Linked DNA regions of Homo sapiens: region 2 is linked to region 1. Evidence: read pairs that join two places in POLR2A ChIA-PET (ENCODE). Cell type or tissue: CD4-positive, alpha-beta T cell. All regions are shown on one strand. Links, peaks and the distances in the headings refer to the core of each region. The heading gives the core; the rest is flanking DNA. Region 1 has its middle 46 kb from the start of FAM9B. Region 2 has its middle 160 kb from the start of FAM9B.

The links. Peaks named below come from ENCODE experiments on the same cell type or tissue, not always from the same donor. Only the 100,000 strongest peaks of a DNase experiment are listed, where the experiment ranks them.
Region 2: POLR2A ChIA-PET joins it to region 1 with 7 read pairs; 2 of 35 experiments call an interaction of 5 or more read pairs at or near these places.

What each region holds. Positions count from the first base shown.
Region 1 is chrX:8,985,008-8,990,393 of GRCh38, forward strand. No RefSeq gene overlaps it. Among named protein-coding and RNA genes, the nearest start is that of FAM9B, 46 kb to the right of the region's middle. In CD4-positive, alpha-beta T cell, for the core only: no CTCF peak of the experiment used is centred there; a DNase peak (open chromatin) is centred at 2,864.
Region 2 is chrX:9,189,545-9,194,930 of GRCh38, forward strand. No RefSeq gene overlaps it. Among named protein-coding and RNA genes, the nearest start is that of FAM9B, 160 kb to the left of the region's middle. RefSeq lists a silencer at 4,737-4,991. In CD4-positive, alpha-beta T cell, for the core only: no CTCF peak of the experiment used is centred there; no DNase peak of the experiment used is centred there.

The DNA of each region.
Region 1 (5,386 bases), core at 284-5,283:
TTGTCTGGAATGGCATGTTTTCAGATATGACCAGACTGCTTTGAGGGGTGGAGGTTGACTTTAGAGAGAGACAGTAAAATACCCTTAGAAAGACTGGCCTGGTATCTTTTTCTATGTGATTCCTTTACAAGTTTCTGACCTGTTATAAGTAAAAATGTCACTTTTTGACAGAGTCAAGAAACCCAGGTAATTTTGGTAACTTGAGATGGGAGAAATGTCCCCAGTTCGTGGACATCTGCAGGTACAGAAAAATCACTGGCTTGGCTAAGCTGAAGAGGCATTTAACAAGTCTAAACTGAAATTCATTATTTAAGAAATTTCCAGCAAAGCCAAGTTAAAAGAGCCTATATAGCCAATAATTATTCCTGTAGCACTTTATGCAAATCATTGGTCAAGTATAAATCTTCTTAAACTTGTTTTGCAAATAAATTTGTCCCACTATGATTTGTCTTTTGTAGAAATCGGGGACCTAGAGAGAAAAAAATATTGTAAAATTATAGCTAGCTACCCCGCTGGCTACATAGATATAGATAGATAGATAGATAGATAGATGATAGATAGATAGATAGATAGACAGACAGAGATATCCAACACTTGTGTGCCTGCCTACTGATGCATGGATTCCTCAAAAAATTCTTTTAAACACCTGATTAAAACTACAGTCCACAAAAATCTATAAGGTTGCTGCTGAAATTAGAAAATGCTTCTAAGACTAAAAGAAACTAATATATAGACTGCTCCAGACATACAACAGAGTCAATGTGCAACTAAAAGAGTTAAAATAATGATTGCCTAAATAACTGCTTGGATTGAGAAGGTGGTGGTATAGAATCAGTTTCCAGGATTACTTTCTGTTTGTTGCTATAATATAATTTGGCCTTGTTTTTTCCCTTCTTTTTCTTTCTTTTTTTGTCACCATTTTTCTCTACTGGACGCAAGACTTTACAACTTCTTGGTAATGAGCCTTCCTAAATATGTGGGAACTAACTTTCAAGTAATAAATCATCAACAACAAGGGAATTAATGAAAAATAACCAGAGACTCACTTTTTAAGTGATGTTTTCTTCCAAGGATTTTGAAGCATAGGGGGAAATATGAAAGATAATAGAATCTCAGGACCCCAAACTCACTTAGCCAAAGGGAAAGTTAAAAGCTTAGAAACTGAGTCACCTATGGTGATTTCCTTTTGTTCCCAAACAGATATCTGCAATTTTACAACCCTGTATCATAATCTCATTTTCTCTATTTCCTCTTTTCACTTGTTTACTTTATCTTATGTAAAATGCAGATTTACTGAGCAAGAGATAATGCATAATTGACCTTTTCCTCTACTCCCCTTTTTACATACAAAGTGTAGACTTACTGAGGCTAACCAGAGTCTCATAAGAATGCAACTATCTGTCTCCCTGCCCACCCTTCATCTCCTTTTTTCTGCTCCTGCATGCCTTTTCCTCTTTAAAAACAGAAGTGGCCAATATCCCTTTTAGCAAAAGTATGGGTCAAAAACGCTCCTGCGACTTGAATTATTTCCCATGCGCGCTCTCAATCTTGGTTAAATAAACCCCTATTGATTGAGACCCGCCTCGGTCACTTTTTATTCACACCTCTGACAATAGGAAACACTAAATACAGCTTAACCTCTAGTCAGATATAACATAAGGCTTCACTTTTAAGGTCTATTTACTTCAGCTCCCTTTACACAGTACACCACATCTGGTTTGCAACACAAAGTTACGAGGCACACTAAGGGAGAAAAAAAACGCAGCTTGAAAGACAGGCCTCAGAACTAGACTCATATAATGATAGCAATGTTGGAATTAGTATACTAAAAGTTTTAAATGACTATAATTAATACAATAAAGGCTGTAATGAAAAATGTTTGAAAATGTGCAGAAACAAATTGTAACTTAGCAGAAAAGTGAAACCTCTATAATTGAAAAGAAAATAGAAATTTTTAAAAAGTAAATAACAGAAATAAAAATGCATTTGATAGACTCAGCAACAGACTGGAGACAACAACAACAAAAAGAATTACTAAGCTTGAAGAACCCAATAGAAATTTCTCACACTAAACAACGAAGAGAAAAAAATAAGAAAAAAATAGAATGGAGTATCTAAAAACTGTAGGAAAATTAAAAAATTGTAACATATGAAGAGTGGAAAGATTGAGAGAGAAGAAAGAGATGAAGAAATGGAAAAATATATATATTTGAAGCCAGAATGACTTTCCCAAAATTAATAACAAGTATATCAAATCTAAATAACAAACAGATCAAGTAAGCTCAGAAAACACCAATCAAATTAAAGACCAAAACATTTAAGCCTACCTGTATTATGTTCAAATTAAATCATATAAACAGAAAATTTCAAAAAAGCTACAGGCGGAAAACAACTTATTATTAAAGGAGCAAAAATAATAATTTCATACATAATTTTCAGAAATCATGCAAGGTCTCTACAGTGGGCTGTCCGGTCCTCTTCTGCAGGGTTGGTGGGACACCACTGAGCAGATCTGGGGGCCCTGGCTTGCCCACGAATATCCCAATGATGAGTGCAGGCACCAGTAGTAATAGGGGTGGCTGGGAGGAGCCCCTGGTGAAGTGTGTTGAGGTCTCTGCAGGGAGGTGAGGGGGCTGTACTGGCTCTTTCTCCTAAATAAGCAGAAATGTGATTTGTTTCCTTATCACACCCCTGTTTCAGGGCTCATGACTCCTAGTTCAGATGCACACTCTAGTCTATCTCCAGACTGCAATGTGGTTGACAGCCACGGGGGAACACTTGTTTTGCAACTCTCCATGGGAGCAGTTTCAGGTCATAACCTTGTCACTCAACCTGATACAGACAGCTTTAAGGCTCACCTGTTCTCTGATGTGGCAGTACTGCTGCTTCCTGTAAACAGGAGACACCACCTGTGGGCTTGTGCATGTACGTATTTGTTGTGGTGGTGCCACTTTGGGGCCCATGTCAGTGGGTGTTGGTCATGGTGTTGTCAGCTGGTTGGATCGGCCTGAGCTTAGGCCCTGGGGGAAGTGGTCAGGTGCCGGAAAAGTTGGAACAGGGTAGGTAGTTCCCCAGCTCCCAAGCCCCTAGATGGCCTACTGGACAGCATGTGTGACTCCTAAGGGGCAGGACCGGAGTCAGGGTAGCCCAGAATTCAGGTGCTGGCTGTGATGGAGTGGGCTGGTCCCTAGGTCACCAGGCAAACTCTTAGGCAGGGTAGGTAGAATGCTTCAGTGGCGAGAGCCTGAGGGAACATTACAGGCGTGTCAGAGTTGGGTTTTCATAAGGGCTCTGGGCCATAGGTGAACTGTTCAATGGGGACAAGAGAGCTGTGCTGTGAGCCTTTCACTGGAGAGGGCAGGACCCCTCAGCTGGGGCAACGGAGACTGGCAGCTGTTGGGCACACGGCACACTTGCACTTCCCTCCCACCCAAATAATGCTGAACTTCACAGCTGCAGGCATGCAAAGATGCCAAGCATATTCTGTTACCACTAGGAGTTTTCCCCTGATGAAAGCAGAGCCACGATCCACCACGGTGTTCAGGTGGGGACAAGGTCCCTGCACTGGAAGCCCAAGCTGAGGCTTGCCTGGCTTAGAGCAGTGAGGGTGGGTGGGGTGAGTCACATGGTTTACAAACTGAGTAGTTCCAAGAGAAGGGCAGAGCTGTGCCTGTCTGAAGAGTTCAGGCTGGGGCGGAGTTGCTGTGCTGGAAGCCCTGATGGGAACTTTGCCTGTGGAGGAGGAGCACAGCCTTCTGACGACACTGTGGCTGCAGCCTCTAGCAGGATTATTGCACTGAACTGGGCTGCTCAGGGATCCAGGACCTGTGGGGCTCCATGTGGGCTTGAGCAGCACCTCTGCAAAGACTCCCAGCAGCTCTCTGTGTCGGTCTAGAGGCCCGGGGCTGGAGTTAGGGGGATTCTGCCATGCCCAGGGTTGCAAAGGTCCCTGTTGGAAGTGTGAATCTCCCGGGCACTCTCCCTCACTCACCTTTTCCCCATGGTAGGGAGTTTCTCACTGGTGCGCACTAGTCCTGGGCGGGTGGCTGCCCAGCTTCAGTCCTTTCTGTTCTCTGTGGGTGCCTTGCTTCCTTGGTAAATCCTGACACGGTCTCAGATGATTCCCTTGAAGAGCTAGTATTTACTCACCATTATGTTTCCTCTTCATGAGATCGCTACACACTAGCTGCTTCTAGTAAGCCATTTTGGACCAACCTCCAAATATCAAGCTTTTAAAAAGAATAAAAAGCCATCTTATCTGGTACACTTGAAATACAAATTTTGAATTTTGAAATTATGTTTCGTCTGAGCAGGAGGCTTGCTGGCATGACTTGGCCTGCAAAATTGACCTACTTTGATCTTTGTAATTAAACGAGACTTTTGAACTTCTTCTCTGTAAATGAATTCTTCAAAATGGTCATTAAAGATACTCCTCGTACGTCTTTGTTCATATTTTTTGTTTTAAATAAAGATTGACTTGCCATCAGTAACAAATGTAAAACTAATACAAAGACACTATCTGGAGTAGGCCGTAAATGTACTGGTCTGTGTATACCCGGCATCTAGGAAGTAAATAATAATAATTATGGCACTTATTATTACATGGGATAGCAAAGCATTTATTGACACCCAAAGCTTCAGGTGAAACACAGAATTAAATGGCTTCTCTAATTAGATGGCTCCGCTAGAAAGGAAGGTGCAAAATATTACGGAAGAGCATTGATCACAGTGCATTGGCCCATTATTACCCAAATTCTGAACGATAAAGGATGTTTTTTAATTAATTCTCTATCTCCCCATTGAATTATTGGACTCCTCACCACGTTTTCCATTGCTTGAATGACATATGGGAGTGATCACCTGTCTGCTGCTATAGGTGTGGAATATGGGAATCAGTTCTTTTCCTAGGTCTGTTCTTAGGCAGGCAGATTTGATTTTGTGTCCGGACAGCAATTCCAAGACAGTCAGCACCATTACTCCCAGAATTGTATTTCTAATCACAGGACAATAAATTTCTAATTAGACACCAACTTATGTAAAATAAACATGTAGCAGAAAAGCCAGGAAAAATTAAGTTAGGTTAGAAGTTAAAAGTAGCCGGGTGTGATGGTGTACACCTGTAGTCCCAGCTACTTTGGAAGCTGAGATAGGAGGATCATTTGACCACAGGAGTTCAAAGTCAGCCTCGGCAATAAAATGAGACCCCCATTCCCTTCCAAAAAAGTAGCCAAACATAATTATTAATTTTTCCCTATCTAAACCTCAAATTTTTTTGTTTGTTTTTTTGTTTTGTTGGAGGCAGAATCTCACTCTGTCACCCGGGCTGGAGTACAGTGGTGCGATCTCGGCTCACTGCAACCTCCACCTCCTGGGTTCAAGCGATTCT
Region 2 (5,386 bases), core at 333-5,332, 200 kb after region 1:
TCACCGCCCTCCTCTAGCTATTGTTCCCGGGGCCATACAATCATCCACGTTCAGGGTTTAATTTTACTAGGTGATAAAAATGGATTGCAATGCCTGTCTGGGGATGCTGTTTGACCCATTTTATCAAGTCTCTGTGACTGTGTTCATTAAATTCATGCATGATCACCGTTCAGTAATGTTCCAGTAAGATCTGGGGAGGGAGCCGCCACAGCAGTGTCACAGTTTCCAAAGGTCCCCACATCTCCACAGAAACACAGACAGAATGAGCAGTTAGTAAAACCACACATGCAGCAGATTCACAGCAAAATCAGGTGAAGAGCAACCTGCAAGCCTTGCAGGATCAGTGTCTGTGTGGGAGGAAGCAGGGGAAACATCAGGGATTCTGGCAGACCCAAAAACAGAAGAACCTGGAAACAGCCAATAGGCTTGTGCTGGAAAGCATAGTGGGCCCATGTGAGAATAGCAGTGGAAATTGAGAGGAGTCTCATTGAACTCAACAGACATCCCCGCCAGTCTGAAGGGGCAGGGGGAGCTCTCTGGCCCCCACACGCCTTTGGAGCTGACACCGGGTTCCCTTCTAGGCAGGGCCCTCACACTGCAAGTAGAATCCAAGCTAAGCAGGGCAGGGACAAGAGAAACAAAGGGAAGAGAATCTCCAGCAGACTCATAATCTTGTAAAATCTACATGAAAACAACACAACAGTGAGGTCAGTAAGATTAAAATGCTACTCAACACAACTACTTCTAATGCTTCAGGAAAACTAACTTTATGTGAAAATGAACAATGGAAAAGGATCATGCTTGAATCTGACTCAAATTTATTATAAGAAATGAAAGAAGAAAGAGCAGAGTAACATCTCCACAGACAAGAAAAGCATGCCAGAAGATACATTTTTATAAATCACTTGAAAACTGTAATTTTCTGTTTCGAAGAGAGCTAAAAAATACTCATAGAAATGACATACAACATTAAAATACAACACAAATCAGAAACTGAAATACTCAGAAATCACAACGCAGAATTCAAGACAATGAGAAATAAGAAAAATAATCTCAGAAATAAAGAGTAAACTAGAAAAAATATGAGAGAGAACACATTAAAAATAACAAGAAAAATAAAAGGTACAAAAAGGAAGAAAATTTAAAATTAAAAAAAGTTGAAGATACAAAAAGTATTTGAAAGAAAGCGACAAGTATTTAAATGAGCAAAGAACATTGAACGTGTTGACAATAGAAATCCCTGAAAGAAAACCCAACCAGGGCAACAAGTACCAAAAACTATAATTCAAGAAAATTTTGCAAAATAGGGATTTGAAATGACATATGGAAAGAGCAACTAACATCCCTGAGACCACTGACCCAGAAAACTGACATGAAGATGTTATCTACTAAAATGTCTGAACTTTAAAGGAAAAGAATCCTGTGGGTTTACAGGCAAAAATAGAAAGTGACACATAACTTAAATAAATTTACATCATTATCAGACTTGAACAGCGAGGCTTTTTTTTCCAGTAGAAAATGGAGTAATATATTTAAGACAGGGTCCGCAACCCCTGCACAGTGGACCAGTACTGGTCCGTGGCCTGTTAGGAACCGGGCCACACAGCAGAAGATGAGCGACAAGCGAGCCAGCATTACTGCCTGAGCTCTGCCCTCTGTCAGATCAGCGGCGGCATTAGATTCCCACAGGAGCACAAACCCTGGTGTGAACTGTGCATGCGAGGGATCTAGGTTGCACGTTCCCTGTGAGGCTCTAATGCCTGATTATGTGAAGTGGAACAGTTTCATTCAGAAACCATCCCTCCCGCCCCACCCCATTCATGGAAAAATTGTCTTCTACAAAATCAGTCCCTGGTGTCAAAATGGTTGGGGACCGCTGATTTAAGATACCCAAGGAAGGAACCCGTGTCCAAGTTCTTTATATTGAGCGAAATTGGCCTTCAAGCACAAAGAGCACAAACTTAAAGATGTAAGAAGCCAGGGAATGTTTTTTCCCAAGAGCCCTTCAGAAGGCGTCTGCCAGACAATGAGTTACAGAAAACCAGAATGATTGACTAGAGAGACACAGACCTAAGGCTGGTGTTGAGCATTAAATATATGACTTGCACACAAAAACTAACCGGGAGTTAAAAGGAAGAGAGCATAACATGCAATGGCTATACACTCAGACCATGTGAAAAACAGCACAACCATGAAAAATGGGGAAAGATTGAAGACAACAGAGTTAAAAAATTTTCTGAACTGTTTTTGGTAACCATTTTGGTGGTGATGGTAGCATTTGTATCATTATTTTGAGACAGTTATGTGTGTGGTGCAAGATAAAACAAATGAGGAATTATGCAATATTTTAATTCTAGCCTTCCCAGTGTTCTGGAGAATGCGGATCCTTGGTGTTGGAAAGGGAGATTAAAATTTCACATAGAGACAAGTATTACTGTAAACTCATAAACTACGTCGCCTTAAAAAAATTTCCAGCCCTTAGGCCAGGCGTGGTGGCTCACGCCTGTAATCCTAGCACTCTGGGAGGCTGAGGCAGGCAGATCACAAGGTCAGGAGATCAAGACCATCCTGGCTAACATGGTGAAATCCCGTCTCTACTAAAACTACAAAAAAAAAAATTAGCTGTGTGTGGTGGCAGATGCCTGTAGTCCCAGCTACTCGGGAGGCTGAGGCAGGAGAATGGCGTGAACCCGGGAGGCGGAGCTTGCAGTGAGCCGAGATCAGGCCACTGCACTCCAGCCTGGATGACAGAGCAAGACTCCATCTCAAAGAAAAAAAAAAAAAATTTCCAGCTCTTTCCCCCACAATTTCCTGGAAACAATGGCTACCCAATGGCAATGAACATCCCTAGCACCAAGATTATGTTCTTGAAATATCATTTCCCAGTGAAATACCCCAATGAATTTTGGAGAAATGGTCAGTTTCTAGCCTGGAGCTAGAATATGTACAAGATAACATCAAAGATCTTATAGAAGATATCAAGAAAACCATCAATGACTGCTCTGTGTCAAAAGGACTCAAAATCCAATAGGAAGAGACTCTCACTGACCATGATGGGACAAACTGAAGTTCAATAATGATAAGAACTGCAATGGATTGAAACGTATTTATTTAAAATCAGGAGTTTGTGATTAAATTTTTAAAAATTAATTGGTCCCTTTCTGAGGATTATAAGAAATCAATCCATTATCTTGAAGACTAGTAAATAAAACTAAAGAATTAAGCTTCTATCCTGCCTTTCCCACAGGAATTACATCACTGGGCAACACAGAGTAGATGAGAAGTGACGCCTAGTAACATTATTGCAGCTAATAAATGCGAACAACATGATAGAGTCAGAATATCACCATTTTGCAACTTCCAGTGAATTAACAGATCTAGGCAGCTGCTAACATCACAAAATGAGTACAACTCAGTTACCATTATGGCTCCTGAGGAGAGAACTCAACACTGCCTCATGTTGCCAACAAATTGACTCTAAATCTGGTCAAGCCTCTACATCTAGCTGCGGGAAATACAGAGAACACAGGAAAATATTCAGCTGCACCATAAGTAAGCAATCACAAATGTCCAAACTTTGACAAACTCGACAGGTCCAATGCCCTAGCTTTTTCAACAGGTAAATTGTAAAGAACAATACAGCAGCATAAAGGAATGGAGGAGAGCACTGTACATTAAAAGCCTTTAAAAGATCCAACTATACAAGTTGGCAGAACCTATAGTGTCTAGGGATACATATCTTAGAGAAAGAACTACACAGAAATGCAAGAAAACAATTGCTATAAAAGTTAACATAGTGGGTACACAGCAAGATAGAAGGGATATGACCAGGACGGGGCACATGAATGGGGCTTCTACAGTATCTGCCAATGTTCTTTCTTATGACCGGGGTGATATTTACAAGGGTGCTTGCCACAGAATCATAAATTAACCTATGCACATTTGTGTCGTTTTCCTTTTTTTTTTTTTTTTTTTTTTTTTTTTTTTTTTTTGAGACAGGGTCATCCCGTGTTGCCCAGGCTGTAGTTCAGTGGCGTGATCATAGCTCACTGCAGCCTTCACCTCCTGGGCTCAAGTGATACTCTCAGCCTCTCAAGTAGATGAAACTACAGGTACATGCCACTATGCCCCAGCTAATTATTTTATTCCTATTTTTTAGAGGCAGGGTCTCACTGTGTTACTCAGCTGGTCTCAAACTACTGGCCTCAGGTAATCCTCAGCCTCCCAAAGTGTTGGGATTACAGGCTCAAGCCACCACACTGAGCCAGTTTTGTATAGTTTTCTGTTCCTTTGTTTTATTTTACAGTGAAAAGCTTAGTTAAAAAGGTAGAAAATTAATAATGCTTCAAGTTATCAAAGAATAGGGACAATCATATAAAGGAAAGAATCCAACAGGATAGCTGAAGCTCTGGAGAGAGGACAGCATGGAGCTCCTAACTGCAGGAGTCAGGGCCAGGGACTCCAGGGATCTGAGTACGGCTGTGCTATTAAAGAGCTCAGAAGGCCCAAGTCCTGAGCCAGGTATGCTGGACTAAGAGGGAACACCTGGCATCGGCAAGAGACATCGTTAAGGAAAGCACCACGATTCAGCTCCACAGGGGTGGATCCCAAGACACAAACCACCAGTCACAGACAGGCAGGCTGAAGAAAGAGAACTCAGCAGAAAAGTCCCAACTATCTGGCTCCACCTCATCCATCACCAGACACCAGCAGTATCTACGAGATAAAGATAGGCTGCAAGAAGAAAAACACTTTAAAAAAGGAAATGACAGCGGCCGGGCGCAGTGGCTCATGCCTGTAATCCCAGCACTTTGGGAGGCCAAGGCGAGCGGATCATGAGGTCAAGAGATTGAGACCATCCTGGCCAACATGGTGAAACTCTGTCTCTACTAAAAATACAAAGGATGAGTTCATGTCCTTTGCAGGGACATGGATGAAGCTGGAAACCATCATTCTCAGCAAACTATCACAAGAACAGAAAACCAAACACCACATGTTCTCACTCATAAGTGGGAGTTGTACAAGGAGAACACATGGACATAGGGAGGGGAACATCACACACCGAGGCCTGTCGTGGGGCGGGGGGCTAGGGGAGGGATAACATTAGGAGAAATACCTAATGTAGGTGATGGGTTGATGGGTGCCGCAAACCACCATGGCACGTGTATACCTATGCAGCAAAACTGCACATTCTGCACATGTACCACAGAACTTAAAGTTAAAAAAAAAAAAAATTAGCATGCACCTGTAGTCCCAGCTACTCGGGAGGCTGAGGCAGGAGAATCACTTTAACCCAGGAGGCAGAGGTTGCAGTGAGCCGAAATGGCACCACTGCCTCCAGCCTGGGCAACAGAGCGAGACTCCGTCTCAAAAAAAAAAAAAAAAA